Regions from separate parts of the Homo sapiens genome. Here region 2 is linked to region 1. Evidence: chromatin loops called from intact Hi-C (ENCODE). Cell type or tissue: gastrocnemius medialis. All regions are shown on one strand. Each heading gives the region's core, and the rest is flanking DNA. Links, peaks and the distances in the headings are about the cores only.

Region 1 (16,828 bases), core at 9,889-13,888:
TGCTGATTGATGTTATTTCATCCTCCTCCTCTTCTTGTTGTTCTTGTTCTTCTATTATTATTATTATCTTCATTATACAAATTGGGAAACTCAGACACAGTTAAGTGATCTGACCAAGATTACAATTCCAAGTAGAGAAGCATGCCTTATACTTAGGTCTTCTGCCTGTAAATACTATACAATCCTCACCATCAAATAATAAACAGTCACAGCACACTGGCTCAAGTAGGAGGTCAGCTTGTATTCAGCCTCTGCCCAATTAGCAGCTCACCAAAGTACATACCTGTAGAATCCACAGCTTGCAGAGCAACAGCCTAGTGGGGAGAGGGACAGGTAAATTAGTGAGGACAATGCAGTGTAGTGAGTGCTGTGATGGAGGCATCCAGGGCAGGGGGAGGAAGATCGTTTATGTCAGCTGGAGGTTGTTTAGGGTAAGCTTTGCAGAATAGGTGATTACAATGTATTGCACCTGATTGCTTTTAAAAATGTTGCAAAAATTATTGTTTTTAAAAAAGAAAATAGTAGCTCTAACCTAGTCAGGTACTAGAATGCTTTGAATAAACCCTGTGCCTGGCAGGTGGTCACAGCAGGAACAAGGGAGGTGGGGGATCACGTGATTGGAGGGCAAAGCCAAGTTTAGCCACTGATGGTTATCCCTGCTATCTCAATAATCCACCCCTTAAGGTCTTTTAATTTAAAATAAAGAAACAGGAAATACCTGGAAAGAGACAGAAAGAGGCTGATAGCATGGCCGAATAATAAACAGAATCCAAGACTTTGAAGTCTACCAGGTACAGTCCCCTCACCTACCCCTCTCTAGGAGAGACGGGAAAGAGAAGAAAATTAAGTGGATTAGAGTGACACATTTGCTTCAGAACCTCTTTCAGTTCCTTAATGCTCCCTCCCTGCAGATTCTTCTCCTGCCTGCTTCTAGCATTTCAAAAGCTCTGCTGTTGACGTCAATCATAATCTTCTGACTCCAGCCAAAGCCACACAATCCTCATAACATAGGTAGTAAACTAAGGAAAACCATTTAGAAATGCTTCTATTGCATTTCTGGATGGCAGGTCCTCTACTCTGTCTTCCTGACGTCTTCACATTTTATTCCCAGTACCTAGGCACAGAAGACATGTTATTTATTAGAGTAACTCCTGGACTCTATTCACTGAGCTCTTAAGCTGTACTTTTGGACCAACTAAAGGAACTGATATCTGACGTCCAGAATTTGGGGGGAATGTTAGCAAGTATATAAATCCTCAAATGCTTCCTTGAAGTATGTTATCACATAAAGATGCTAATAAGTTTTCTAAAAATTGTTAAAATGGGGCTATGGTGGCAGAATTTTCTCTGGTTTCTGGGAGCCACTGCTGCATCGCTCATTTGACTTACACTTGCAGAGCGCTTGTATGTGACAGACACTGTGGGTACAAGAGTGACCCTCAAGGAGATTACAGCTTAGTGAAGATGCAGACAAGTGGACAAACTCCTTCAGCATATCAACCTCATCATTTTATAGGTAATGCCAGAAGGACAAATTGATGTAGATTATTAAACACAGAAATGGGAAAGCACATTTTTTTCTTCTTGATTTCTTATGGGTTGTTGGCCACAAAACTAGCATGTGAGTACTACTGATGTAAATTTACTGAGGCTTTACGTGGGATGTCAGAAGAGGTGTGAAGGATTTCAATAATACCTATAGTTGGTATTTCTATTTGTATTTACTTAGAATTACAAATAATCATATAAGCAAGGAAAGTTTGAACAGAAACCTTTATTATGAGGAAAGGAAGAAAAATGTACAAAAAGACCAAAGGCATATTGCAAAGATTAAGCATGTTGAGGATTAAGTAAATTTATGTAACTCCTACTTTTGTGTTTTCCTCCCTGTCATAGGCAATCTCTAAAATGTCCCCCAATATCCCTGTCTCATGGTCCTCACAACCTTGTGAGTGGTACTCATATCTCTTTTTGAATGCGGGCTGGGCTTGAGTCTTTCTCTGCTTTCTTGTTTTGAGGGGAGCCAGCTGCTACACTGTCAGCTGCCCTATGGAGACACCTCTGTGATAAGGAACTGAGAGAGTCCCTAGCCAATATCCAGCAAGACACTAAGGCCCTCAGTCCAACAACCCATAAGAAATCAAATCTTAGCAACAACCACGAGTGAGATGGGAAGCTGATCCTCCCTTAGCTGAGCCCTGAGCTGACTGCAATCCCAAATGACATGAATGAAACCTTGATTGCATCCTCATTGGAGGCCCTGAGCCAGAAGATCCAGCTAAGCTGTACTCAGATTGCTGCTCCATGAAAACTGTCTGATAATAAATATTTATGGTCTCAAATCACTATGTTTTGGGGCCAATTTGTTGTGGAACAATATATGTAAGGCTCCCTCTCTTCAAAAATGAGGAAACATTTAATTGGATCTTGAAAGAAATAAAAAGCTGTTTCTCAAGTCTATGAGCATGTGGAGATGATTTATCTTGTCATAATCTTCCTTGCTTCTTTGGTTTTCCTTCTACCTACTTTACTACCAACTCTCCTAATTCCTTCTTTCCACCGACCATGGGAGATACGTATGGAGTAGTGAGTAGTGCAAAGCATGCATGGGAGGTTTGGAAGCTTTGAGATATACACAAATTCTTCAGGGCAAGACCCAGGAGTGGACAAGATCTGGGGTGGAGGCATGGGCTAAGCCCACAAAAGCCTCTTTCTGTCTACTTCCTCCAGAGCAATTCCATTTTTATTATTTCACAAACTGAGATTCTGCATAAAATTTAATTTGAAAAAAGCATCTCAATTAAAAAGAAAGTTTGAAATGCTTAAAAAGCACTTGTCTAGCACGTGTGCTTTCCAGACAAAGGACTAGGAGACAAAAAGCACGATTGCACAGTTCTCTGAGATTCAGTTTCCTCACCTCTCTCCTGGAGATTAAATGACCCATCTATACCTGTCACAGGGTTGTGGGGAGGTTTCTCTGTGAAGAATGAGAATCCCCTCTGTCCTTGTGGCCTGGACACTCTAGCCCAGATACTCCTCAGGGCTTCTTCTCCTATTCTGTACTCAAACTCCAGGTCTCCCTGAGGTTCTACAAATATCAGTCCACCCTCCATCACTCTTTGTGTTCTTTAACTCTGCTGGTGTTTCTTCATCTCACTTATTACAGCCTGATATATTTTGTATTTGTTTGAGATTTTTAAATCGTGTTTCTTTCCTACCGTGCACTAGAATACAGGCTTCAAGAGGGCAAGTACTTTGTATATTTGGTTATATGCTATGTGCATTCTATATCATCAAGATTTAGAACACTGCCTGACACCTAACATACTCAATAAAAATTTCTTGAATGAAAAGAATGAATGAATGAATGAAATGAGACAATGATTTGTGCCCTTAGTGTGATATTCTAAAATAGGCTATTCTTCTTATCTAACTCTTCCTGGGTAACTGTATCTTTGGATACAAGTACAATAGTAACAGATTTACTCCACACCACTGGAATAAGTTAATGCCCTTTCCCAATTTCAAATTTATTCAGGGATTCCAAAGCAACTAATCAGGATGTACATTCTCTTTTAAATTTGATAAAAAAAAAAAAAAAACCAGCTACATAGGTTTAAGGAACAGCTGCCACTCTTCCCCCTCACTCCCATATTCCAGCACACTCACATTATTACTTTGACGTATCCCTGAATAATTTGTGGTGAGGTTCACATGCCAACCCCGTGTTACAACTCCCCCACCCTGTTGGTGTCTGGAGAGCTTCCAGACTCATGGCTGAGGAAAATAGAACTGAGAGGCAAAGAAGAAACAAAGTCACCCAGTTATGTTTCCAAGATAGCATAACATGAAGCTTTGTTTTATTATACAGTTTGAATTCCAGAATTGGATTTGAAAAGTGGTTTGTGAATAATTTTATATGAAATAAAACTAAAGAATGACAAATGGTGTTTGTTAATTGCTCTTCCTGTTATTAAAACAAAAGATTCAGAAAGATCATTTTAGATAAAAATTGCCAAACTTTTGAAAATGAGTTGAAATAATTTAAGATCAAATAATGCATTTTCTAAGTGTTTCTGCTGTATGAGTAGTAAAAATTACTAACCCAAAGTTTTAAAGTAGAATTTTGTAAGAAACGTTTTTAGAGTCAAAAACTATAGTGTGTATTTTTCTCTCTGATGATTTCTTCCTTCTTAGAGAATGGGAAATCTGATAGTTGCCTTTTCGTCTCTTTCTACATACCTTGTTTTCAAGGTGAAGCTCATTAGCACATAGCACAAGCTGAATTCTGATTTTCTAGCTGCAGAGGATGATCTGAATGATGATGAGGATTAGCTCATTCTTGAGTAGGTGTGATCAGTGGATCCCTGAGAACTGCCTCCTCAGCCAACCATTGTTAAATTCATCCTTCCCCTCATAGCAGGACTGAGGCTCAGCTAGCAGCACCAGTTTAGGAATGCTCATTGTTTACAGTCAGGGTCCATTCTAATTGGGCTGGTATATGTTCACATTGATGTTGCTCATGTCTTCCTGGTTGTTAAATATTTACATGGCCCTGAATTTTCTTTGGGGTACAAGTGGTTTAGGAGACACTTAAGACTGATGATGTAACCTTACCTGCAAGGACTGGTTTAGTGATAGGGAAGTGGCCTGAGCCAGTCCAAAACCAGAAGGGATCCCAGAGTTTGGTTGGGAATTCCAGGACACAAATGTCCCTTCTTGTTCTGGATGTTGTGATGTATGGTTGTGAAGTCTGCAATCATTTTGTCACCATAAGGAAAACTAGTCTGAAGGGGAGGCTGACACACAGAGAATGACAGAACTGAGAGTATAATAAAAAATAAGTAGTCCAGTACAAATAGCACCTAAAGCCCACTCTACTTCTAAACTTTTTGAGCTACATAAGCTAATATATTCCTTTTTGTAACTTGGGGCTTTCTGTAACTTGAAACAGAGATAATCCAACTGATAACGGAGGGATGTATCACTAAAGAGGATGATGGTACTATGACGGTACTGTTTTCACAAATCGTATCTTTTAATGTCCAAGGACTTAATAGTAGTGAAGAATTATTTGCAATAATTAGCTGAGTACTTATTATTTCCCAGTCACTTTACACTGTTATTAAATTTAATACCCAAAATAGTCCTGTGAGAATAAAAACATTATCCCATTTACTGGATTGGCCAAATAAAGCTCAGAGAAAATGCATTTCCAACACCAGGTGATCAAAGCAGAACTGACACCCAGCACTGCCTGACTCCACAATTTTACAATGGCCTCAGCCTCCCATGCCACCACATCTTTCATTACACTATTCTACTGTAGTTAACTGGATTGGGAAGGATCTTGCCCACCACGCAGATGAGTTTTAGTGGCTTTTATTTTGGGAGGAGGAAGAGAGGACATGTCACAGCATAGACTCTTTTGAGAATGTATTGAAATCTATGACACTCTTCTCATGAAAAAAACATAGTTAATGCTCATAAGACAACCTGTTTAGTATAATGCCAGAGGATTCACAGAGGTCCGTGAAGGCCATCCATGCCTCTCTTTATTGTTCCCACCCCCAGTTTCAGAAATCTAGCTATATTCTTTGTAGACCCGTAGATGATTTTAAGTTAAATAATGACATAATCTGATTTGCACTCTGCAAACATAATTCTGGTGGCTACCAGAGGATAGGCTAGAAGGTTGAGTGCCTGCAGGAAGGAATGTGCATTGGCATTCTACAGCATAATTGTATCCAGGTGGCGGTGAGAACATGAGAGTGGACTATATCTAAGCAAGAGAGCCAAGGACAGGTGGAATGTGTGGGATGCAAAGAGTGAAGCAAAAGAAGGAGTCCTGGATGACTCCAAAATCCTTAAATCTGATAACTTGGCAGAGGCATGGAATTAACAGGGAGAAGAAACAAAAATTGGTGTTCACAGAAGAAGGAATGAATTGAAACTATCAACATTGTAATAGAGGATGTGACTTAGAATTAAGTGTTACATGACAACTATGCCTGACTGATATGAATAAACAGGGAGCAGAGAAGCACAGAGATGTTTCTGATATAAGAAACATTATCTAAGCAGATGAAAAATTACCAAAAATATGGGCCAAGGAAAAGTTGAAAAGTGTGTTTGCTTTTTCCCAAGAGAATATTTCAATTTTTGTGCAATCTGCATTCCCCAGGTCATATTGGTCTGGGAGTAAAAATAGGAACAGAAGAGCAGAAACAAACAATAATTTGCTCGTTTGACTTTTTCTGCTATGCACCACACACTACACATGTGTGCGGGAGCAAATGTCTTGACTGTTTCTGCCCTGGTTATTGAGCTCATTCCTGAGTGCTGAGGTGCTCTGTTCAAGATGCACAAGGTCTTATGTTCTGCTCAGACTCCCATGTTCTGTTTTTTTTTTTTTTGCATAATGTCAGCTCTTCTCAGGGACCCCAAATGGTAAAGGACCCACCTTTGTATCTCCCGAATCAATGCCTAGTTGATGAATTTTAGCACAGAAAAGCAGACAACTTCTTTAAAGTTACTTTTTATTATATGGCTGGCAGTCCTTTTCACTAACTGGCTTCATCCTTTCTTCCCCACCTCCCACCCACTCCACTCCAGAAAAAAACTAGACAGCTACTCCCTAGAATACAAAATTGCCACACCCTCTCTAACTCTGATCCAGAAATTGCTTTTCTTTCAGATGCCCTCTTGTATCTCCTGCAAGTTGGCTGGTGAAACACCATACCAATGGGTGTCTAGAAATCACCATTAGGGGTAAACCCCGGGGAGTTTATATCATGCTACATCTTGAGATAACACAATGATACAAATACGATATTGGAAGATGTCATTCGATGTTGTTACATAGTTGTTTGCACAGAATTAGATTTCTGAAAATGTTAATGTGCAACTTTTCTCTCCCAGCATTAACGACACAACAACAACAACAACTGCAACCACAGCAAAGTTGCATTGACTTAATGTCTGGATGTTTGTTTTATATAAATGTTTTAATCATCTCAAGGATCAGAATTATACACTGAAAATAGAAACCCAAATCATCTTGGCTCTTGATTTATTCTGCTACATGAAACCATAGTGAGAGTGGATGACTTTGTCAACTTTTTAAAGCCAGACTTCTCGCACATATTGTTAACAATGTCCCTGGCTTCTGTGGTTTCACGTGCCGTATTGGATGTCAGTGGAGAACATGTTCTATGGGGAGTTTCCTTTCTGGACAACATCACCACATCACTAATTTGCTTTCAGTAAGGAAGAAAAATTAAAATATAAAGCTGAAAAAAAAGTAAGTTCAAGAAAAGAAAGCAAAATGTCTCATTATATAATTAGAAGCTAATTCAAAATTTACATTTGAAAGTATTGCAGTTATATGCCAGTTTAATCTCTGCCATAAGCTTCCTCAAGACTACAGATACCAAACATTTTAGATTTCACAACGGATTCTGAGTATCCTGTACCAAAAACAAGGAAGGAGTGTCAGAAAACATTTCACAGCAAATCTGAAGCAGCTTGACAAAACAAGCAGAAAAAATTAGGAAGTAACAACATTGCATAGTCAGCCAAGTATACTGGGAATCAGTCAGCAACAGAGATACACTTTCTGGAACAAATGCTTAAAATCAACTGTGAGTGTGAAAGTCGGGGATTCAAACACACGTGACAACTAATGGTACAACTACAAATCCTTAAATGGTACACTCTCCTGTGGGACTTTTGCTACTTCTCAGACATTACCAATCCACTGGGCACACATACATCCACCACTAAGGGGAAGGACATCTCCCAATAAGCAATATTGCAGCAGCTATTGGTACAGATTCATTGACAAATTCGTGATCTCATCTTTCCTTGTAGCAAAGGCTGAGTTTGCCTATTCAGGGACATTTATAACTATTTCAAACAGTTAAAATAAAAATCTTATTTTTTTTTTAGATGGAATTTTGATCTTGTTGGCCAGGCTGGAGTGACAGTGGTGTGATTTCAGCTCACTGCAACCTCCGCCTCCCAGGTTCAAGCGATTCTCCTGCATCAGCCTCTAGAGTAGCTGGGATTACAGGTGGCCACCACCATGCCTGGCTAATTTTTTTGTGTTTTTAGTAGAGATGGGGTTTCACCATGTTGGTAAGGCTTGGTCTCTAACTCCCGACCTCAGGTGATCCACCCGCCTCAGCCTCCCAAAGTGCTGGGATTACAGGTGTGAGCCACCACGCCCAGCCAAAATAAAAATCTTAAAGCCATTTTCAAAGTGAGTCTGAGAAATAGAAGCCTAATTATCTGAGATCCAGGAAAGTAGTGTTCTATGCTGACTCTTTTTTCTTCTTCAAATATGTCTTGGTTCTCTGCATTTCTATTTGTTTTAAAATCAGTTTGTCAATTTACACACAAACACACACACACACACCCTATTGGAATTTTTATTGGGATTGCATCAAATCTCTAAATCACTATGGGGAGAAATTTTATCTCTTTACAATACTGAATCTTCCAATTCATTAACACTGATTAGATCTCATTTATTTAGCTCTCCTTCCCTCATTTATTTAGATCTGTGGTAGTTTATTTCAGTGATGATTATATTTTTCTGTATATAGATCTTACACATCATTTGTGAAATTCATTTCTAAGCATTAATGTTTTTATGCTCTTATAAAAGTACTGTTTTTAGATTTTAACTATGTGTTTGTTGCTGGTATCAGAAAAACAGTCAATTTCTGCCAATATTGACTTTGTATCCAGCAGCCTTGTTAACCTACCTATCAACTTTAATAATTTAGTCACAGATTATTTTGGATTTTTATAGATAAATTCATACCATCTGAAAGTCCAAATATTATATCTTTATCTCTTTTTCTTATTTCATCACACTGATAAGGACTTTCAATACAATATTGAATAACTCCATGGTAATTTTTGTGAAATTTCATTCACTGGACTTCAAATTTATCCCATTTGAGAAAGACAATGCTTTAAAATTATCTTCCTCCAAAAAATTATGATTGAGCTGTTATGGTTCTGTCACTCAAGAAATCAGTAAAACTATAGGTGTCTGTGGATTCCTTATAGCAACTAACTTAAGTAAAATGACTCAGTCATAAACTGTACTACAAGATGGAAGAATCATGTAAGTAACTTTTATTTCTAGAAATACATAGAAAATAAAACATGTTTTAATCATGGCATTGCTGGATTTACATTGCTTTTTTTTTCCTCTCAAGAATTCACAGATCTTTAACACTAGATTTATCTTTATCATATCCTTTAAGTGTCAAAGCATAAATTGATATTTTGATCCCATTTGGGTGTAAACAACATTAAGCCCAGCAACATGACTTTTTAGGACTTTCATTTTAGTTTCAGTGTACATGTGCAGGTTGGTTCAACAGATAAATTGTGTGTTGTGGGGCTTTGGTGTACATATTATTTAGTCACCCAGATGATAATTATAGTACCCAATAGGTAGTTTTTCTATCCTCATCCTCCTCTCACCTTCTACCCACAAGTAGGCCCTGGTGTCTATTGTTCTCTTCTTTGTGTCCATGTGTAGTCAACATTTAGCTCCTACTTTTAAGTGAGAACATGCAGTGTTTGGTTTTCTGTTTCTGTGTTAGTTCTCTTCGAATAACAGCCTCCAGCTACATCCATGTTGCTGCTAAAGACATTATCTTGTTCTTTTTATGGCTGTGTAGTATTCCATGATGTATATGTACCACATTTTCTTTACCCAGTCCACTGTTGATGGGCATGCAAGTTGAGTCTATGTCTTTGCTATGGTGACTAGTGCTGCAGTGAACATATGCATGCATGTGTCTTTATGGCAGAATAATTTATATTCCTTTGGGTACATACCCAATAATGGGACTTCTGGGTCAAATGGTAGTTCTAAGTTCTTTGAGAAATCACCAAACTGCTTTCCATAATGGCTGAATTAATTTACATTTTCATCAGCATCTTGGTTTCACAACCTCTGTTTTTTTGTTTTTTTTTTTTTACTTTTTAATAATAGTCATTCTGACTGATGTAAGAGGGCATTTCACTGTAGTTTTGATATGTATTTCTCTAATTATTAGTAAAGTTGAGTATTTTTTCATATGTCTGTTAGCCATGTATATGTCTTCTTTTGAAAAGTGTCTATTCATGTTCTTTGCCCACTTTTTAAAGAGGTTATTTGTTTTTTTGCTTGTTAATTTAAGTTCCTTATAGGTTCTGGATATTAGACCTTTGAATGATAACTTTTTTCAGCTAACCACAGGGGCAGGATACAACAGGATTACTGAATCTCAGGAAATTAGAATTTCCTATCCAAATTCTCTTTCCATGTGGCTTTAATATTTTCCCTTAAATATTTGAAGTAATTACCTCTGTTTGTAAATCTGCAAAATCAATACCTCATTGTCTTAATTAATGTTGCTTTATAGTAAGTCTTGTAACATAGGCCTCTATGTCTAGAGAGGGCTTAGGAAGCAGGGTCTCTCTGTTCTAGGATTTAGACCCTGCTTTGAGACTTTCCTGGTTTGTGTGTGGTCAGGTGAATGGGAGAGAGGAAGGCACAAAGATCTTTCTCAGGGAGCAATCAATGTCTCAGCTTTCTTTGCTTCCCTTCTAAGTCATCTTCTTTCCTAGCTAAAAGAGACTCTCCAGAATGGAAAAACCTATGCTCTTTGATTAATCATATATTTTTTCAAGTCCATTTTTATGTTCTGAGTTTTACCCTATACTCTCTTGAGAGAGAGGCTTTTGAAATCCAAAAGCCCTAAGATTTACTTCTGCTCTCTGTTGCATCATTCCTCCCTTGAGATAATAAATTATGATGACAGAATTGGCGAAAGAGCAAGTATTATAAAGCTATGTTGTGGAGAAAACTAGATTATATCTTAAAATATTACCCTACACAATTTGTCTAGAGTTCAAATGATAAACATAAGTCAAAGATAAACATCAGGAAGTCATAAGCAAACTGATGATAGGTTAAAGTAAAATATATGAAAAGGAGTCTTGTAAATGTTATAAACTAAAATTAATTAAGTCCCCTTACTGGAAAGCTCATTTGCTATAATTTGCTCAACACTGGCCCAAAAATGTTTTCAATCGGGGAAAGTTAAAATAGCTACGGCAGGGCGTCTTTATCTCTCAAATTCATCTTTCTACGAACTACTTATATATAGTTATTATGGAACTTCTTTGGGCCTGAATTCATGGAGATTACAAGTGGTTTTTAAATAAATACTTCATGACTTCCCTTTTAGAATTCCTTTTATAATGAAATCATCTAAATAATTAACAGTATGCATGGCTTTAAAATGGTATGTTTAAATAAATGAAAACTGAGAAAAAGTAATATGATAAATGGTCTTTTTATATGATTTGTATTACCATTTAGAGGAGACACACAATCGGATTAATAGTTTTCATAACTTTTTTTTTTTTGAGACAGAGTCTCTTGCCCAGACTGGGGTTCAGTAGCACTATCTTGGCTCACTGCAACCTCCACCTCCCGGGTTCAAAAGATTCTCCTGCCTCAGCCTCCCGAGTAGCTGGGATTACAGGCGCTCACCACCAAGTCTGGCTACTTATTTTGTACTTTTAGTGGAGACAGGGTTTCACCACCTTGGCCAGGATGGTCTTGAACTCCTGGCCTCAAGTGATCCTCCCACCTCGGCCTCCCAAATTGCTGGGATTACAGGCTTGAGCCACCGCACCCAGCTTAGTTTTGATAACTTACAAATTATTTCTAAATAACTTGTATTTAAATAAACTCATATAAATAAATTCTTTTATGAAGAATTTTGTTGAAAACCGACAAAAGTGAAAAGATTTCCAGGTTATAAGGGGACTTCATAAAGTTCATGGAAAATGTGTACTAGAAAAAAAACTATACATGATTTCAAAATTTGTTTGCACCAGAATAAACCTGTACTAAATTTTTATGACATGTCTGAACAGGATCTAGTTTAAGGCACTAAGAAGGCTAAGACATCAATTTGAAAAGAGCCCCTATCAGAACAACATAAATTCTGCTGAAATTGAAGTAAGAACAAACATCAAATTTACAGTGAGGCTTGTGGGGAAGAGTGATAAAATCAATGATAAAATTTATGGGGACAATGCCCTAAAGAAGTCAGCAGTTTATAAACGGATTACTCATTTTAAGGAGGCCTGAAATGATGTTGAATATGAAGCCCTCAGTGACAGACCATCCACATTAATTTTTAAGGAAAAATTCATCTTGTTTGTATCCTAATTAAAATGGACTGATGATTAACAGCAGAAATGAATACTATCAACACCTCAATTGGTTTAGCTTACACAATTATGACCAAAAAATTAAAGTTAAGCCAACTTTCCATTTGATGGGTGCCCATACCATTGCACCCAGATCAGCTGCAGACAATAGCAGAGCTTGCAATGGAAATTTTAAACAAGTGGAATCAAGATCCCAAAGCGGTTTTAAAAAAATTGTAATAGGAGATGAACCACAGCTTTACCAGTAAGATCCTAAAGATAAAGCACAATCAATGTAATTGTTACCAACAGGTAGAAGTAAGTGGTCCAGTCAAAGCAAAAGCAGATGAGTCAAGAGCAAAGGTCACGGAAACAGTTTTCTGGGGATGCTCAAGGCATCTTGCTTGTTGACTTTCTGGAGGACCAAACAACATTTGCTTATCATGAGACTGTTTGAGAAAGTTAGCCAAAGTTTTAACAAAGAAATATCCAAGAAAGCTTCACCAGAGTCCTTCTCTACCACAATTCTACTCCTCATTTCTCTCATCAGACAAGGGCAATTTTGTGACAGTTTCAATGGAAAATCATTAGGCATCCACCTTAAAGTCCTGACTTGGCTTCTTCTGACTTCTTTTTGTTTTCTAATCTTAAAAAAAATCTGTAAAGGGAATCCATTTTTCTTCAGATAATAATATTAAAAAGATTGTATTGACATGGTTAAATTCCCAGGATCCTCAGTTATTTAGGGATGAGCTAAATGGCTGGTATCATCATGTACAAAAGTGTCTTGACCTTGATGGAGCTTATGTTGTCACATAATGTTTATATTTGTCATTTTTATCTTTTAATTCTCTTTTTTCCACGAACTTTTTCAAGTCCCCTTGTATTAATTTCTGGCATAGACTTAACTATGTAACCGCATTTCTGTGATGACTACTCTGTTATCTGTACTTTTGCTCTAGATTACAGATCCAGCTCTTTATTGATAAAACATCTACTCAAGTGTCCAATATTTGAATAACCTTCCTGTACCCTCTCTTTTCCTCACCTCTCACACCCAATAAATTACCAAAGCTTCTTGATTTATTTCTAAGTATTCTTGAATTTCATCATTTCTCTCCTTGTCTACTATCAATATCCTAAATTATTACCATAAAGAGTCTGAAAAACTACAAAAGGTATCTCAGATTGCCCTCTTGTCACCCTCTATTCTATTATCCACATTGCAACCAACAATGTCTTTTTAAATTAAAAATGCAACCACTCCATTCCCTCATTTAAAACACTTTCATTGTATCTTACTGCAACCCATGTCAAAAAACACCACTTTGGGTGCCAGTCATCCAGAACAGAATTAGGTATTCTTCATGAATCTAGATATTCTTAAATTCAATTGTAATTTGATTTTCTTTCCTACTCTTTATAAGAAAACAAACTATGATTTCTTATTTATTATTGTATCCCCAATGCCTTTGCATAAATGCAAATAAATTTTTGTTAACATCTGACTGAACAAATAAATTTGGTTTTGCACAGCCAATGCCTAGGGATTTAGATGGGGACTCACCCCTGCTACACCCCGTACACTAATCGCAGTTGAAGTATGCTGCTACCAAGTGGAGCATGACCTCCAATGGTTAATTAAGAAACTACAATGTAAACTGAATGACTTATGTATTAAAATGTAGATAACAGAAATTTCTTTAAAGTTATTATAAAGTCATAAATATTTTCCTATTATCAATAAAATAGCATAGAATGACCCAATTGTTGAGTAGAACTAAGTAACTATGGGTCTTCCTGAAGCTTGTCCACCTCATTGATTCCAGAACTCTTCATTTACTTTGAGCTTTAACTCCCTTAACCAAAGAGTTACTTCAACAAAGGCTTTCTTACCAGCTTTATTAACATTTACTGCCTAGTATCTCTCTAACTCTTTTGCAAAGAGAAGTCACATTTTGGGCCAGGTGTGGTGGCTCACGCCTATAATCCCAGCACTTTGGGAGGCCAAGGTGGGTGGATCATTTGAGATCAGGAGTTCGAGACCAGCCTTGCCAACATGGTAAAACCCCATTTCTACTAAAAATACAAAAATTAGCTGGGCGTGGTGGCACGCACCTGTAATCTCAGCTATTTGGGAGGCTGAGGCACGAGAATCACTTGAACCCGGGAGGCGGAGGTTGCAGTGACCCAAGATTGCATCACTGCACTCCAGCCTGGGCAACAGAGCGAGACTGTGTCTCAAAAAAAAAAAAAAAAAAAAAGAGAAACCACATTTTTACCCATGAGACTGTCAAGAGATCTTGGCTATGTTATGCATCTGCTCATCAGCAACATGAATATTTATTTGTAGGATGCATGTCTTTTAATAAAAGTACCATTTATCTCCATGAGGACACTCTGTCCTTCATATTTTGAAGAAAACTGCTTTAAGTTTTCTATTCTGTCTTCAAAGCAATGGTTTAGCTGAGAGTCATTCGAAGTAACTTTATATTTTTCTGTTTCCTCAGTAACCATAATGAGTAGGATTATGTGCTTCTCTTCCTTTTGATATAAATCTTCTTTGAGGACTAGAAAATACATGTCCAAGATATATCAGAGCATAATTTTGAAAACATATTGAAAGTATAAAAAATCTACATATAAACAATTTCTTCATAAGTAGTCATTTCAGAATCTAAGCTCTCAGCAAGATACATTTTCACCATCAAAAATATAGTATCAGCTCTGCTTTAGATACAAATAAATTGAGCCTCAGAAAAGATTTCTGAACATATGACTTGATGAGCAACTGTGACCTCTATATCCATGGAAATCCTGCCATGACCATCATGTCCATATGGGGCTCACAGTAATAGACCCTCTTTATAAATGAGTCTTGGCTGACTAAAATATTGTCAGTATAAATATCACTATTCAGAAATAAATATTTAGATTTTTAAAAATGTACTCATAAATATATTTTAGGTTTGTTGTTGTTGTTGTTGTTTTTAATTTTAGAAACATGGCTCCCATTCTCCAGAGAAGAAAGGAAGAAAGAAAAGCAGCAAGCAAGCAAGCAAGCAAGAAAACCTAAATGAGTTTGCATGCAGACGCTTCAGTTAAATATGTAAGAGCAGAGGTCAAAGGAGAGGGCACTTCCATTTGGAAGCCAGGAGGCTACAAAGGGGCCAGATCCAAGAAACTCTAAGAGGAAGAGACAGAGGCAGAACTACAGATGGTTCATGAGACCAGGTGCCGGCTGCCAGGCCCACTGCCTTTGTTCTCTTTTAGCCCCTTTCCTGGTCTGGATTCTGCCCTCTGGTTTCTATCTAAATTCAGCTACATCCTCTATTTGCAGTTTTCATCCAGGATGTAACTATTTCTCTGTTATCAGCATCTGTGTTGCTTCAGATGGTGCTTCCTCATGTCCTTGAAGCATTTCCTGAGGTACAATTCCAACTGTTTGGATTCCAGGTGTCATTAATGCCAACCATTAATCAGATATGTATATCCTTGTCTCCCACAGAGTACTAGACTGTTTGTTTATGGTTTTGTCTAAAAGGACTCACTGTAATGATGAAGCAGAGCTTTAATTGCTCCCAAAATGCATAATCATACCTTACACATTCCAACCATAGAAAGTAATTTTTAAATAAGAGAATCATAAAATACTATCACAAATTCCTTATCTATGTAAACAACTTGTATAGAAGCACTAGATAACTAGTACATCTTTAAGGAGATTGATTTACCCTAGAAATTTGACATGTTTGCAAAGCACTACTATTAATTTTTCATTTAATTGGCTTCAGAGTTGGGTGCCTATCTATTTATAGTATACGACTTTCTTGCTCTGTATATATCCTTGTGCCTGTCTTTCCTTCATATCTAAGCAGCTAATTTTAAGAGCAAGCTTTCTTATCTTCACACGTATAACAAGAAAGCTATGAAGGGTACCCTTAGACAACAGCTGCTTAATCACTGTACAATAAGACAAAAATATCCAGTGAATAACCAGGATAAAAACAGGTTTTTAAAATAACATTTCAAACGATAGATTTATTTGTGGTTCTTACCTGAGCTAAGTGTTTTTATTATTTTTTACTTTTTAGAGATGGGGTGTTGCCATCTCTAAATGTTGCCAAGGTTGGCCTCCAACTCCTGGGCTCAAGTGATCCTTCTGCCTCAGCCTCCTGAGTAGCCCTACAGCTAAGTATTTTTAGGAACAGAGCCCATCCCTGACCTATCTTGGTATCCCATAATTTAACTGGTACAACATAGGGCATCACATCCAGTGGCTAATAGTTAAAATTTGTTGAACAAAAATACAATTTACCAAGTAAAAGAAAACCAGAAAATTAATGAAACTGACACCTTCTTACCTTTCCATATTAAATGCTTGCTTCAGTATTTGGCTAAGAATAATCTTTCACAAATAGAGCAATTCATAAGTTGAGATGAAATATTGAAAGCACTATGTAAAAGTCTCCTTTAGAAAATATAATATGCAATTGATTTTTCTCCGCTTGCTAAAAACACAAGTCTGCACCAAAAGGCTTTTGAGCTGAGTACATCAGGTTTCCATAGAAGCACATAAAGTTAATAGAAA
Region 2 (16,828 bases), core at 7,029-11,028, 74 kb after region 1:
TTTATTCTGGTAACTAACAAAAATGTTAATTTTCTAGAAAGGTGGTGCCATAGAGGGAGAGGATGGTGAGGGGAAGGATTTAACCTTCTAAGTTACTTGGAATCTACGAATCTCCTGAAATTCTAAATAATGGTTTATGTACATGTGCTTTTTTATTATTATTATACTTTAAGTTCTAGGGTACATGTGCACAACATGCAGTTTTGTTACATATGTATACTTGTGCCATGTTGGTGTGCCGCACCCATTAACTCATCATTTACATTAGGTATATCTCCTAATGCTATCCCTCCCCCCTCCCCCCACCCCACAACAGGCCCCGGTGTGTGATGTTCCCCTTCCTGTGTCCAAGTGTTCTCATTGTTCCACTCCCACCTATGAGTAAGAACATGAGGTGTTTGGTTTTTTGTCCTTACGATAGTTTGCTGAGAATGATGGTTTCCAGCTTCATCCATGTCCCTGCAAAAGACATGAACTCTTCATTTTTTATGGCTGCATAGTATTCCATGGTGTATATGTGCCACATTTTCTTAATCCAGTCTATCATTGATGGACATTCGGGTTGGTTCCAAGTCTTTGCTACTTTGAATAGTGCAATAAACACACATGTGCATGTGTCTTTATAGCAGCATGATTTATAATCCTTTCTGTATATACCCAGTAATGGGATTGCTGGGTCAAATGGTATTTCTAGTTCTAGATCCTTGAGGAATCACCACAGTGTCTTCCACAATGGTTTAACTAGTTCACAGTCCCACCAACAGTGTAAAAGTGTTCCTATTTCTCCACATTCTGTCCAGGACCTGTTGTTTCCTGACTTTTTAATGATTGCCATTCTAACTGGTGTGAGATGGTATCTCATTGTGGTTTTGATTTACATTTCTCTGATGGCCAGTGATGATGAGAATTTTTTCATGTGTGTGTTGGCTGCATAAATGTCTTCTTTTGAAAAGTATCTGTTTGTATCCTTCACCCACTTTTTGATGGGGTTGTTTTTTTCTTGTAAATTTGTTTGAGTTCTTTCTAGATTCTGGATATTAGCCCTTTGTCAGATGAGTGGATTGCAAAAATTTTCTCCCATTCTGTAGGTTGCCTGTTCACGCTGATGGTAGTTTCTTTTGCTGTGCAGAAGCTCTTTAGTTTAACTAGATCCCATTTGACACTTTTGGCTTTGGTTGCCATTGCTTTTGGTGTGTTAGACATGAAGTCCTTGCCCATGCCTATGTCCTGAAGGGTGTTGCCTAGGTTTTCTTCTAGGGTTTTAATGGTTTTAGGTCTAACATTTAAGTCTTTAATTCATGTTGAATTAGTTTTTGTATAAGGTATAAGGAAGGGATTCAATTTCAGCTTTATGTGTATGGCTAGCCAGTTTTCCCAGCACCATTTACTGAATAGGGAATCCTTTCCCCATTTCTTGTTTTTGTCAGGTTTGTCAAAGATCAGATGGTTGTAGATGTGTGATATTAGACAGATCAATAAGACAGAAAGTTAACAAGGATATCCAGGAATTGAACTCAGCTCTGCACCAAGCAGACCTAATAGACATCTACAGAACTCTCCACCCCAAATCAACAAATACACATTCTTCTCAGCACCACATCACACTTACTCCAAAATTGACCACATAGTTGGAAATAAAGCACTCCTCAGCAAATGTAAAAGAACAGAAGTTATAACAAACTCTCTCTCAGACCACAGTGCAATCAAACTAGAACTCAGGATTAAGAAACTCACTCAAAACCGCTCAACTACATGGGAACTGAACAACCTGCTCTTGAATGACTACTGGGTACATAACGAAATGAAGGCAGAAATAAAGATGTTCTTTGAAACCAACGAGAATAAAGACACAACATACCAGAATCTCTGGCACACATTTAAAGCAGTGTGTAGAGGGAAATTTATAGCACTAAATGCCCACAAGAGAAAGCAGGAAAGATCTAAAATTGACACCCTAACATCACAATTAAAAGAACTAGACAAGCAAGAGCAAACACATTCAAAAGCTAGCAGAAGGCAAGAAATAACTAAGATCAGAGCAGAATTGAAGGAAATAGAGACACAAAAAACCCTTCAAAAAATCAATGAATCCAGGAGCTGGTTTTTTGAAAAGATCAACAAAATTGATAGACCACTAGCAAGACTAATAGAGAAGAAAAGAGAGAGGAATCAAATAGACGCAATAAAAAATGATAAAGGGGATATCACCACCGATCCCACAGAAATACAAACTACCATCAGAGAATACTACAAACACCTCTACGCAAATAAACTAGAAAATCTAGAAGAAATGGATAAATTCCTCAACACATACACCCTCACAAGACTAAACCAGGAAGAAGTTGAATCTCTGAATAGACCAATAACAGGCTCTGAAATTGAGACAATAATTAATAGCTTACTAACCAAAAAATGTCCAGGACCTGACGGATTCACAGCCGAATTCTACCAGAGGTACAAGGAGGAGCTGGTACTATTCCTTCTGAAACTATTCCAATCAATAGAAAAAGAGGGAATCCTCCCTAACTCATTTTATGAGGCCAGCATCATCCTGATACCAAAGCCTGGCAGAGACACAACAAAAAAAGCGAATTTTAGACCAATATGCCTGATGAACATCGATGCAAAAATCCTCAGTAAAATACTGGCAAACCGAATCCAGCAGCACATCAAAAAGCTTATCCACCATGATCAAGTGGGCTTCATCCATGGGATGCAAGGCTGGTTCAACACACGAAAATCAATAAAAGTAATCCATCATATAAACAGAACCAAAGACAAAACCCACATGATTATCTCAATAGATGCAGAAAAGGCCTTCAACAAAATTCAACAATGCTTCATGCTAAAAACTCTCAATAATTTAGGTATTGATGGGACGAATCTCAAAATAATAAGAGCTATTTATGACAAACCCACAGCCAATATCATACTGAATGGGCAAAAACTGGAAGCATTCCCTTTGAAAACTGGCATAAGACAAGGATGCCATCTCTCACCACTCCTATTCAACATAGTGTTGGAAGTTCTGGCCAGGGCAATCAGGCAGGAGAAAGAAATAAAGGGTATTCAATTAGGAAAAGAGGAAGTCAAATTGTCCCTGTTTGCAGATGACATGATTGCATATCTAGAAAACCCCATCGTCTCAGCCCAAAATCTCCTTAAGCTGATAATCAACTTCAGCAAAGTCTCAGGATACAAAATTAATGCACAAAAATCACAAGCATTCTTATACACCAATAACAGACAAACAGAAAGCCAAATCATGAGTGAACTCCCATTCACAATTGCTTCAAAGAGAATAAAATACCTAGGAATCCAACTTAAAAGGGATGTGAAGGACCTCTTCAAGGAGAACTACAAACCACTGCTCAGTGAAATAAAAGAGGACACAAACAAATGGAAGAACATTCCATGCTCATGGATAGGAAGAATCAATATCGTGAAAATGGCCATACTGCCCAAGGTAATTTACAGATTCAATGCCATCCCCATCAAGCTACCAACGACTTTCTTCACAGAACTGGAAAAAACTACTTAGAAGTTCACATGGAACCAAAAAAGAGCCCGCATTGCCAAGTCAATCCTAAGCCAAAAGAACAAAGCTGGAGGCATCAGGCTACCTGACTTCAAACTATTCTACAAGACTACAGTAACTAAAACAGCATGGTACTGGTACCAAAACAGAGATATAGACCAATGGAACCGAACAGAGCCCTCAGAAGTATATGTTCTTTTAAATAGAAAAATATGTAACTTTTTTGTTTAATTGCCAAAGCAGTCTGGGACCCAGAAAAGACCAAGAATCACAGGTATAAAGAAAATAAATTGGCCGGGCGCGGTGGCTCACGCCTGTAATCCCAGCACTTTGGGAGGCCGAGGCGGGCGGATCACGAGGTCAGGAGATCGAGACCATCCCGGCTAAAACGGTGAAACCCCGTCTCTACTAAAAATACAAAAAATTAGCCGGGCGTAGTGGCGGGTGCCTGTAGTCCCAGCTACTTGGGAGGCTGAGGCAGGAGAATGGCGTGAACCCGGGAGGCGGAGCTTGCAGTGAGCCGAGATCCCGCCACTGCACTCCAGCCTGGGCGACAGAGCGAGACTCCGTCTCAAAAAAAAAAGAAAAGAAATTAAATTTTTTTTAAAGTTTAGAATTTGCTGTGCCTACTAAATATTCCACACTGAATTGGAGGGATATCAAAAAGAATTTTCACCAGAGAGAGGTTAAACTGGTCATTACAATTCATACTTTCTCCTTAGAAAACATACATTTGTATTTTAGTGCAAATTCATCATAATAACTGAAGAAGAGCCTGGCTCTGATGTGAGATCCTCAGGTTCAAATTCCAAACCCACCTCTTACCAGCTGCATAAGCGGAGAGATCTAACATCTCTCTTGCTCAGCTTTCTCCTCAATGAAATGAATATACAATGATATCTTCCTCCTACTGATGTTAAGAGGATTAAGTTACATTAAGTTCATGAAACCCGTATCAAAGAACCTGACACTCTGAAAACACTTACAAAATGTAAGCTATTATGTTTATATAAGTGTGGTGAAGTGTTGTATCAAGAAAATAATTTTTCCCAATTTGCCAGGTTTTTTTCAGAGATCCATGATGGCTCAGAAGTCAGTCATGAAGAAGCCCAGTCTTCATCTGCGTTTACTCTATTGTTTTTGTATTACTTTGTTAGGTACCGAGAAATCCACAGTTTGTAAAATGCTTTTGTTTTCTAATGATGACATGTTGCCAGGTTTTTGCCAAGCTTCCTCAAATATGAGTTGTAATTTAATTTTAAGTAAAATTTGAAACCCTTGGCACTCCTACTTGGCAACATAGAACTTCCTATTCTTAGGACAAAAGGCTTAACGAGTTCCTTTGAGTTTTCACAAAACAACATGTGTGTGAATAAAGAAATAATCCAAAAACACATAATTAAATTTCCCTTAAAATAAGCATTCTCTCAGTTCCTTTGTTTTTAATTAGAGGAGAAACATTTACTAAACATTGAGTTAGTTACTTTGAATTTTTAAGAATAGTATGGAATGCTTCATGACAAAATTAAGACATTTAGCCAAAAGTGATTCCTTTTGAGGGTGGATTATGATTTGTCTCCAGGATTTACCTACAGAGAAAGGTAACAGAGTTTATTCACATAATAGGTTCATTCATTCCTTGAGAGCATGTAAGCAGCTCCCCTTAAAATTATTGTTCAGATAGACAGACACAGAAAAAGAGGATGTAAAGATAGTGGCAGAGATTGGTGTTATAAGATTAAAATAAGATGTTTTGTTAAAGGGATGCAGTGCGAAATAAGCATGTCATGGGGAATGGGGTATCCATCCACTCAAGCATTTATACTTTGAGTTACAAGCAATCCATTACAGTATTACTTTAAATATACACTTTAGTTATTATTCACCCTGTTGAGCTATCAAATAGTAGATTTTATACATTCTATTTTTTTTATACCCAGTAATCCATCCCCACTCCCTATCCTGAGCCTCCGCCTCTGGTAACCATCCTTCTACTCTCTATGTCCATGAGTTCAATTGTTTTGATTTTTACATACCACAAATAAGTGAGAACATGCAAAGTTGCCTTTCTGTGCCTGGCTTATTTCACTTAACAATTTCCACTTCTATCCATGTTGTTGCAAATGACTGGATCTCATTCTTTTTTTAATGACTGAATAGTACTCCATTGTGTATATATGTACCACATTTTCTTTATCCATTCATCTGCTGATGGACACTTAGGTTGCTTCCAAATCTTAGATATTGTACACAGTGCTGCAACATACATAGAAGTGCAGATATCTCTTTGACATACTGATTTCCTTTCTTTTGGGTATATACTCAGCAGTGGGATTGCTGGATCATACAGCAGCTCTATTTTAATTTCTTGAGGAAGCTCCAAACTCTTCATCATAGTGATAGTATAAATTTACATTCCTACTGACAGTGTTCAAGGTTTCCCTTTTTTCCACATCCTCACCAGCATTTGTTATTGCCTGTCTTTTGGAAATAAGCCATTTTAATTGAGTAAGAAGATATCTTATTGTAGTTTTGATTTGCATTTCTCTGATGATCAATGATGTTGATAGGCCTGTTTGCCATTTGTATGTCTTCTTTTAAGAAAATGTCTATTCAGCCGGGCAAGGTGGCTCACGCCTGTAATCCCAGCACTTTGGGAGGCCAAGGCAGGCAGATCACTTGAGGTCAGGAGTTCGAGACCAGCCTCGCCAACATAGTGAAACCCTGTCTCTACTAAAAATACAAAAATTAGCCAAATGTGGTGGCAGGTGCCTGTAATCCAAGCTACTCAGAAGGCTGAGCTCAGCAGGAGAATCACTTGAAGCCAGGAGGCAGAGGTTGCAGTGAGCTGAGATCATGACACCACACCCCAGCCTGGGCAACAGAGTGAGACTTTGTGTCAAAAAAAAAAAAAAAAAAAAAAAAAAAGAAAGAAAAAAGAAAAGAAAAAAAAAGAAGAAGAAAAAGAAATGTCTATTCAACTCTTTTGCTCATTTTTTCATCAAATTATCAGATTTTTTTTCCTATAAAGTTATTTGAGTTCCTTATATATTCTGGTTATTAATTCCTTGTCAGATGGATAGTTTGCAAATACTTTCTCCCATTCTTTGCATTGTCTGTTCACTTTATTGTTTCTTTTGCTGTGTGGAAGCTTTTTAACTTGATATGATCCCATTTGCCTATTTTTGCTTTCATTGCCTGTGCTTGTGGGGTCTTTCTCAAGAAATTTTTGCTCAGATCGATGTCCTAGAGATTTTCTCCAATGTTTTCTTGTAGTATTTTCATAGTTTGACGTCTTAGATTTAAATTTTTAATACGTTTTGATTTGAGTTTTGTGTATGGCAAGATATAGTGTCTAGCTTCATTCTTCTGCATATGGATACCCAGTTTCCCAGCTCCATTTAATGAAGAGACTGTCTTTTCCCCAGTGTATGTTCTTGGCACCTTTGTTGAAAATCAGTTCACTGTAGATGTATGGATTTGTTCCTAAGTTCTCTGTTGTGTTTCATTGGTCTATGTGTCTGTTTTTATGCCAGTACCACACTGTTTTGTTTACTATAGCCCTGCATTACAAGTTGAAGTCAGATAATGTGATTCCTCTAGTTTTGTTCCTTTTACTTAGGATAGCTTTGGCTATTCTGGATCTTTTGTGGTTCCATATAAATATCAGGATTGTTTTTTTCTATTTCTGTTTCTATTTCTTTTTTTTTTCTACTTCTGAGAAGAATGTCATTGGTCTGTTGATAGGGGTTGCATTGTAACTGTATAGGCATATTTCTACAGATAAAGAATCTGTCATTACAAAAATACTATTTTCTAACCATGGGAGTCATAATGATTCCATCAGTCCATTACTCCATTACAGAGCTAGACAAGACTGACATTTCTAAGGTACCAATGCCAGCCTCCTTTTTAACCCACTTTAGATTTAACTTGAACTAGCATTTGTTAAATGCCTACTATATGTGTGTTACCCTGCTTTATGTTTGCACCCACAAACAAGTATACAAATAGTCCCAAATGAGATTACATTACATAATAAGAGTATTTACTACAATTTTATGAATGACACCAAAGCACAATAAGGGAAAGTATTAGCTTATGTAAAAATTTGCATGCATCCAAATACCCTTCTGACTTTGGGTTTGAAAATATCCTTTATTCCAAGTACTAATAAATCCAAATGATATAAAAACTACAATCAATATTAATTAATGCTCACCAAAAAGGAATTTTCAGAGCAGCTTGCGAAAGTCTCCAATAAAGAAGTCAGGTAGAGGTTTAATGAGTAAGCCTGAAGACAAACATACAAAATATCAAAATATGTTTGGATATGACCAAAACACAGAAAACAGTTGAGGAGGCCATTTAGAAAAATGCCCTTTGATTGTTCAAACTTTTCCAATTAAGGGGATATGATAATTGTATATAGGCCGTGGCATCAAGCATATATGTTAGAAATCACCCACACCTTTCCACATATAATACTAAATTTAAAATCACCAAAAAAAGTAAATATAAATGCCCCCATGTTACTAAACCATGTAGATGAAAAGTAAAAATTCAAGTCACTTTTTAGGTAGTATAGATGTATAAAACATCCATATCTTTTCAAATGTCCTAGTACTTAAATCATTAAACATTTTGACCATCTTCTCTTTTTTCCTCCTTTCTCTCAACATATACTCTCTTAACAATCACTAGGTTTCTGTTATTACTGCTGTAGAACTCCTAGATCTATGATTCCATCCTGATATGAGCCCAGCACTAATGAAAACTCTGCTCCACCTTTCCACTTGGTAGTCTACCTACACTTCAAGCTCAATATGCATCAAATTGAATATATTCTCGTCCCTCGAACACATGCTTTCACATGACATATAAATTTGGTTTATGGCACCATGAAAATCAACAGTACTCACATTCAAATTGAATGCCAACTGACACCGATTCTACAATTGGCAGATCTAGAATACATATCCTTTCCTAACTTCATTCTTATTATATTAATCCAAACCTTAATTATCATCCCTTGCCTTCACCAGTGCAAAATTTCCTAGTTCTTTTTCTTTGGCCTACTGTTAATCCTTGATTTAACATTTACAGCTCCAGCTACCTTTACAACTTTACATCTCAGACTATTGCTTAATGGATACCAATTTTATGAGGCAATCCCTTCTCACATTCTGGGGCAAGTGCCCCACTCTTTTTCCCTTTCCAGTCTAACCAAAAATGTTCCTACCATATTCCAATTATATGATTTGAATGGGAATCATCATGTTCTAATGGATTGTGCCTTCCCTTCTCTCCAATATCCTCATTTAAGTCTTACTTGTGTTTTCTGCATTTTTACAACCGAAGTGTCTCTGTTATATGGCCCAAACTCCAGCTAGAATGAAAACATTCACTTTAAAGCTCAACTGAATGTCATCTTGTCCAGAAGGCATTCCTGAATCTCCCAGCTATGTTTAAGTAATCTGCTTAGGCATAAGAGTTTGTTTACATCTCTTTTGTGGCACTCTCTAATATCTTTATAACTTCCATAACAATTATAGTATATGTGCATAACTTTCTCCCCTTTTATACTCTAAGCTCCTTGGTGATAAGGCCATATGTATTATAAACAACCAGGAAATGTCGAATAAATGATTGGATGGATGAAGAGAAAAAAATTTTTGCAAAGGATTTTCTAGTGCTTTTTATTTTTCACTCAGATGTTTGGCATCACAGAGACACTTCTAAAAAGGAAATAAATTAATTGGTCACAAACAATGTTTTCTCTTAGCTCCCATTCAAATCATTGTGAACCACAATGTTCTAACTGCATGTTTGTGCTTCCTCAACTTTCATAGCCAAACACCTGCAGTTAACCAACCACACATACCAAAGTATTTTTAACATGACTCAAACTGATCTGGGGAATTGACAACTTCTCAACCTCCAGCTGAATACCAAGCTAAATGTCAGTAGTTTCACAGAGACTCTTTTAATGACATGGGAAAGCCTGAGATTTCTCTTTTTTCATGAAGTGACACCCTTGCCTGAGAAAGCTCTATCATATCTCTTCCACTGGATTAACAGTGCAGACATCTCTATTGTGGATAAACCAAAAGGATCTAGAAGTTCTGGAAGGTTTTATTTTCAAATTCTCTACACCTATTATTGTACCAGACAACTAGGCTGAGAGAAAATGCAAATGATTCTTAGCTATTACAGTCATTCTCACAGACTCTCCTTCCATTTCAATGTATTTCAAGCAAAAAAGTGCTACTAAAATTCTTTTCCCCTTTAGAGCAGCAGTAATACCAACTACGCCACTACATATCATTTTTAAACAAGGCTCCATGACTTTCAAAATCCAGGTCAACACGTCAGAAATATTTCCTCTAATAACTTTATGTTTTAAGACACACTAAGCTAGCTATATTCTTAGCTATATACTTCAAGATTACCTCTCTACAAGCAATAATACAAGGCCAAATTTTTCTCCTGTATAACACTGTTTTATAAAGTTTGTAGTTATTTAATTTTTAGTGAGCAAATAGAATAGTACTTTATCGCAGGCTTTGAATACCTTAAGAAACAACAGTAAGGAATTTATTATTTATATTACACCTCATATATTAATGAATGCATTTTATGTGTGGGGTTATTAATAACCATACAATGAAAAGGAAAAATGTAATTTATTTTGATCTGAAAAAATACATATACATTTCCCTACTGAGCAAAAAGTTCAAAACCACGTAACATGGTTTTTAAGAGATTTGCATATAAGGATAACCAATATCAAAATCGAACTTCAAAAGTACTGAATATTTACCATGCACATTAATATCCCACTAAGCTTTAGGCAACAAAATATGCTGGACTTTTGCTTCTCCAGAGGCTAGCTGCACACTTTGGGGTTTGTGTAAAAATAATTATGTGTGTATTCTCAACCAATTATTTTAGTCACCTTTCTATGCCCCTTAAAACCAAAAAGTGAATGCTCTATATGAAAACATCCTACCTTACCTGATCTAGGCGTTATTTCCTGACTTGTTTCTAAGGCAACACATGCTCGAGATTGTTGCTTATGTGGTATCTCAAATGACAGCAGAAATATTTCATCCCAAATCTGTGTTCTACCCACCTGATACAAGATAGAAAATTTCTGCCATTTTTGTTTTATTGGGTCTTTTTTGTTTAACATTATGGGCACATTTAACAAACTGAAGGAAAAGAAAGAAACACCAAAAACTCAGAATTCATTTGTAGGAGGATCTTCAAGCCACCTGAATGGAACATTCCTCTCTAATCTTCCACTTGTAGAAACTGCATTACAACTTGCTGCTACCTTCCATTTCTGTTTTTTCTGTAATATATTACTCTCTATTTTTCTCTAATTTTGATATTGAATTGCAGAAAAAAGATTTTCACAAGGTGTAGGAGAGGGATTCAGGCTACTTGGAACATATTTAGGGAGACAACAAGGTTATTTTGCCTAGAAATCTTTTGAACTTCTCCCTAGCATCCCATACAGCATGGTACAAGTTGAGTTTCCTGAGTTTTGGCTTTATCCAGGTACTTTTGATCATCTGTACATGAAGCATTGTGCTACTTTCAGGCTGGAATTAGCCAAGCACATGAAAGCCACCATTCCTTGAAACCTGGATGAAAATAAAACAAAAACTGGTAGTCAGGCTATTGCCACAATTTAGATTCATAGCATTTAATTCAATATGCATTTACTAAAAAGTTATGATGTTCGAGACACTGAACTTGACCTCAAGGAGTTTCACACATCAAGATAAGGAAGAATGTCAAAGAAACTTAGATGCCACGTCTTTTTTGTCTAAAAAAAGGGGAGAGAAGCTAGGATATATAGTCTTGATTTTGTGTTCTGAGAGCTGGAAGCAAGATTTTCATAGCCTTGAAAATAAATATAGCAGACTAGAAATAATACTGATAATTTTTTTGAAGTCAGTGTAATAAAGGACTAAAATATTAATAAATTTGAATTATTATTATTTATCATTACTATTACTTTCTACTTTACAACTAAAAGAACTTTTTATCCCACCTGTGGGAATTTCAGAGCTCAAAGAACAAACACGTATTGGGCAATTAATCCATGTCAGGCATTACACTAGGAATTATACATCTTTTTGCTTAGCACAGTGCTGAGATTGATCTTGGCCTTGCAAAATATTGACAGAAAAACTAGAATATGTTTTAATTTTTTTAGGTCTCCATGAAGTAACTTCTAGCTTTGTATGAAGGAAATTCCCAGAACATGAACCACGTCCATCTTGAAACCAAAAAGCAAATGCTGATGAATTCTGAATTTCCAGCTGCCTGGGACTCACTTATTGAACTCCATTATCAGTGTTAAATGAAACCATGTTGGAGCCCGAGGTAAAAAGAAAAAAATTAAAAGTGTGAATCTACATATACCTAACAAAATATCCTCCTATATTTTGAACCAAGTGGGAAAGTTAACAAAAGTTCTACAATTAAAATAGTTTACACATCATTGTCAGCCTTCATAGATCCTCCTGGCAGAAGCCAAGAGGGTTGCACTGGCTGAGAATTGTGAGCTGATTGGAAACAACTGTTCCTGTTGCATAATAACACAGGACTGTCAGGCAAACAAACAAGATGTCTTTATTTACATTTTTGTTTTTTTAATCATGAATTTTTGCATTAATTTTGATTTTTTAAAATATTGTATTAAAATACTGTTTTCATTTCTGAGTTTTTTGGTACCTTCTTAAATTTTTCTCTGAGGTAGTGATGCTAATCCCAGCTCAGCCTTGTTCATTATTATAATTTATCTAACGTTGACTTCAGTTTCAAAACTTCTTTCTCATCCAGCCTGTTCATTGAACCAAGACTGGTTCTTGAGGCACAGTCAGGTGATTAAAAAGTCAGAAAATGAATGGAAAAGAAGCTTAAAAGATGAACACTGTCACACCTGTAATCCCAGCACTTTGGGAGGCCAAGGTGGGTGAATCAACTGAGGTCAGGAGTTCAAGACCAGCCTGGCCAACATGGTGAAACCCCCATCTCTACTAAAAATACAAAAATTAGCCAGGCGTGGTGGCGGGCGCTTGTAATCCCAGCTACTTGGGAGGCTGAGGCAGGAGAATCGCTTGAACCCAGGAGGTGGAGGTTGCAGTGAGCCGAGATCTGTGCCACTGCACTCCAGCCTGAGTGACAAGAGCAAAACTCTGTCTCAAAAAAAAAAAAAGAGATGAATACTGATAATGCAAAAAGTTTTTTAAAAACCTACAACATACTAAATACTTAAGAGTTAACTGTATTTTCTTTACAATTATTTACTGGTGGCATTTTGAATTGTTTAATCTTATTTTGAGAGGTTGCTGTTAGTGATGCTTTAACTTTTTCATATTTTCAGAAAGACTTTTATAACCATTATTTTGTTTAAAGCCTAGTTGAGTATATTGGATCCCTACTGTAGATTTAAAGGAAATAATGTTTTTTAATTGAGTCATTAAAAATGACAAAAGTAATAGATTTTTTAATAAATGTTTTTCATTCTACCTTCAGAGTTCACTGAGTGAATCAGAGGCCCTTGTTAACCTCACTTCTAGATTGTTCCAAGTGGTACGTGTCACATCTTAAGTGACTAACTGAACACATTTTACTCAACTAAGTGGCCTGGATCAATTATGCAGAGATATAGTGAAAGTTTGCCTTTCAGTGAATGTTTCCTTTTTTTAAAAAAGTTCAGTGTTTATTACATATATGTACTAGTCTCACTCAAAGACAGAAAACCACCTTTTTTCAGCATATTTGATCTAAATCTCAGAGTGAAGGAGCTATCCATAATAAACCAACTGGCTGAATGAATTCCTCTAAGCCCTTTAGAGGGCAGAGCAAACATTTGGGGTTGCAAAAAGTATGACCTGGGTACATCTGCACATGGATAAGTGAACTCAGAAAGCTCATATCACGTATTTATGTGCTATGGCTGATTTAAAAAAAAATCTTAGAATTATAATTTGGGTCTGATTTGTTAGACACCATTAAAGGGTTCTAATACAACAGCTTGTATTCTCAAGTTTCTAAATTTCCTTTTGTATGCCAAGTACCATTGCATTTATATAGCACATCTTGCTATTATTTATTAAGAGGCAAATTACTGCTTTATTTTGTCCCAGGCATATGGCTTGTACACAGTTAACTCTGTCCTTCATTGCAGTAATGAATTTTTATTTTAATCCTTTACATTTATTAATAGCTTTCCCCCATTTTTTCCCCTTTGTCTTTCCAAGGAGAGTAGAACCCCTCTTTACCTTAACTCGTAGTAAAACACTTTTAATTTTGGCCATCCAAAAAAAAAGAAAATATTTCAGGAATGTCTTTTTAACTTTTTGTTTCCTGATAAACTAACTCATCACTAGCTTTAGAGTCAGATCTTGTTGGAACCCAACTCCAACACTGACAAGCCAAGTGACCCTATCCTAGGCAAATAACATTACCTCCCTGGCCTCCTTTCTCATCAGCTTCATGTGAATGGTAGTGCCTATCTCAAAGCCAAATTGTAGGGATTACAGCAATAACTTATCTAATGTGCCTAGTACTTCTTAACCAGCAATTTCAAATGGTTCGACTTAATTGCAAGGGTTCAACAGATTATGGCTTCTGTGTTTTCCCTGGAAAGAGTCTGGCTGGGCAGGGACTTCCAGGGCTTTTGGCTTGTCTGAGATGAAATGCAGTTTATCTCATGCAAAGCTCATAGAAAATAAGGTGAGCACCTAGGTATAAGATGTTTACCTTGATGGCCAACTAAGATGGTTGATTCTTTTTGCCTTTACTACAGGCTTTCATTAGTTTTGACAGATATTCAACCAAAAGCTGGCTCTGCCCTGTCTTTTACAGAGACAAAATTATTTTCATTTATTTAGTCGTTTTCCAGTTCTGCATGGGTTGTATTGCTAAAGTACACAGAAACTTTTTTTCCTCTTTTTCCCTTTAGGAAAGCCCAAGATGGAATCTTAATTTCTTAAACAGTAAGTGTTTTGTTAAATTTCTATCGTAAGTTTTCATGACCCATGATAAGAAGAGATATTTCAGAAAAGACTGCAGAGATCACAGGATGCTACTGCTTACAGATGACACTGTTTCTGAAAGGCAAATGAATAAAGTTAAATTGCTAACTTCAACATAGCCTTGGTTTATATCTCAAACAACAAAGATATCTGAAAAAGTTTTATTTTTTATTCCAACTTCTATAGGCTTTTTTTTTTTTGCTTTCTTTGACAAAAGTGAACTTCCTTTTCTTTTACTCATTCCCAGTAGGACAAATCCTCATTTTGTTACTACAACCTTTCAGTTCCCTGCCTTAGGGCAAAGCTCCGTTTGACATTAATGGAAGCTCCAAGTCTGGCCCAGAAATGTGGGGACAAGACGCAAAGATGAGATCGTGAATGAGGCCATGAAAGTTAATATTCATAAACTCAAATGTACTTTCATGATGTTCAAATAGAGAAATAAAAATATATCAGCATTTCAGCAAAACATTTGTTATTCCTGCAAGCTTTATTATTAATTTATTTAGAAAGATGGTTGGCAGAGATACAAGGAAAAAGACCGTGGAAACTTGAACTAGGATTACAGACCCATTCCTGTTTTTCTCTCAAGGACTTAGTCTAACACTTCTCACATGTTTTCTTTTCACACATTTTCCAGTCATTCCTCATCAGGTTTCACCACTGTGTATATCATATTTTCATCAACCCAAAACTTATTGTGACACTTTGAAAACACTTTTTGAATCAAAGAGAAACCGGCACAGCTTACTAATGAAACTAGTAAGTTACCTCAACTCTCATAAATATCTTTTAATCACGAGTAATCTTTTGGTTAAATCCTTGTTCTTCTTATAACTCAGAAGTGATAGTTAATTTTTTAATTATCGAAGTTTTGTGCTCACATTGATTATATTTAATTTAAACCTTAAATGGAATAGATTTGGGGGAATTATGATGATTCCTCTTCAACATCTCAAATAAAAATTTTTCTGGCCAGGTGCGGTGGCTCACACCTGTAATCCCAGCACTTTGGGAGGCCAAGGCGGGCAGATAAGTTGAGGTCAGCAGTTTGACACCAGCCTGGCCAACATGGTGAAACCCCGTCTCTACTAAAAATACCAAAAAAAAAAAAAAAATTAGCCAGGCGTGGTTGTGGGCACCCCTAATCCCAGCTACTCAGGAGGCTGAGGCAAGAGAATCACTTGAGCCTGGAGGGGGAGGTTGCAGTGAGCCAAGATTTCCCCACTGCACTCCAGCCTGGTCAACAGAGCGAGACTCCAACTCAAAAAAAAAAAAAAATTTTTTTCTTTGGCCTTTGGAGGCCATTTCCACCTACCTAAAATGTTAATAGGATTGGCATGGATTGCTTTTTTTTTTCCTTTCCTTCTTTATACCGTATTTCATTTTTTCCTCTGTACTTTTCAAACTTTCTACAAAGCTAGTAATAAGTTAAAAAGATTTTAATCAAATAAGGTATAAACTAACTTCTTTTGTGTGTGTGTGTGAGATGGAATCTTGCTCTGTCGCCTAGGCTGGAGTGCAGTGGCCCAATCTCGGCTCACTGCAACCTCTACCTCAGGGTTCAAGCAATTCTCCTGCCTCGGCTTCCTGAGTAGCTGGGATTACAGGTGCCTGCCACTACACCCAGCTAATTTTTATATTTTTAGTAGAGATGAAGTTTCACCATGTTGGCCAGGCCTGTCTTTAGGTATATAAAAAAGTGACTTCAGGTGATCCGCCCACTTTGGCCTCCCAAAGTGCTGGGATTATGGGCATGAGCCACTGCACCTGGTCTAACCTGTTTCTTTTAGGACAAAGTTTCTCACAGTTCTGTGGAAGAAGTAGGTTTTGAACAAGATTCTGAATGGAGGTAATGCTGTGACTTGGCAGAGATGAGAGGAGAGAAGCAATGCTTAGAGAACAGTGACAGATAAGGGTTATTCCACAGGAAGCATCATTTTTGTGACCAACTTTGAAGCACATTGGAACGAGTTCAGAACTTAGGGAGGATTGTATTCACTGTCATTTTCACAGCAAAGATACTGCAAGGTCACTCTTGTGTTGTAATGATGATTCCTATAGCAATGTTTGCATAAACTAGATTCTGCTAATATATTTTCTTCGATTGACTGCTAGTTACTGCTCTGTCTAGTTCACTGGATTTTGAACATTTTTGTTGAAAACTCACATATGAAATATATTTTATATATGGCAACCCAGTATGCATAAGCATGCACACAAACACATT

Evidence for each region. Peaks named below come from ENCODE experiments on the same cell type or tissue, not always from the same donor. Only the 100,000 strongest peaks of a DNase experiment are listed, where the experiment ranks them.
Region 2: a loop joins it to region 1, with 3 times the contacts of the local background. A loop is called at or near these places in 1 of 110 quality-filtered maps.

What each region holds. Positions count from the first base shown.
Region 1 is chr3:154,776,078-154,792,905 of GRCh38, forward strand. No RefSeq gene overlaps it. Among named protein-coding and RNA genes, the nearest start is that of MME, 300 kb to the right of the region's middle. In gastrocnemius medialis, for the core only: no CTCF peak of the experiment used is centred there; no DNase peak of the experiment used is centred there.
Region 2 is chr3:154,853,032-154,869,859 of GRCh38, forward strand. LOC105374170 (a long non-coding RNA gene) reads right to left here. Exons shown (of 3, transcript XR_924602.1): 3 at 10,687-11,190. Among named protein-coding and RNA genes, the nearest start is that of MME, 220 kb to the right of the region's middle. In gastrocnemius medialis, for the core only: no CTCF peak of the experiment used is centred there; no DNase peak of the experiment used is centred there; H3K27ac peaks cover 324 bases.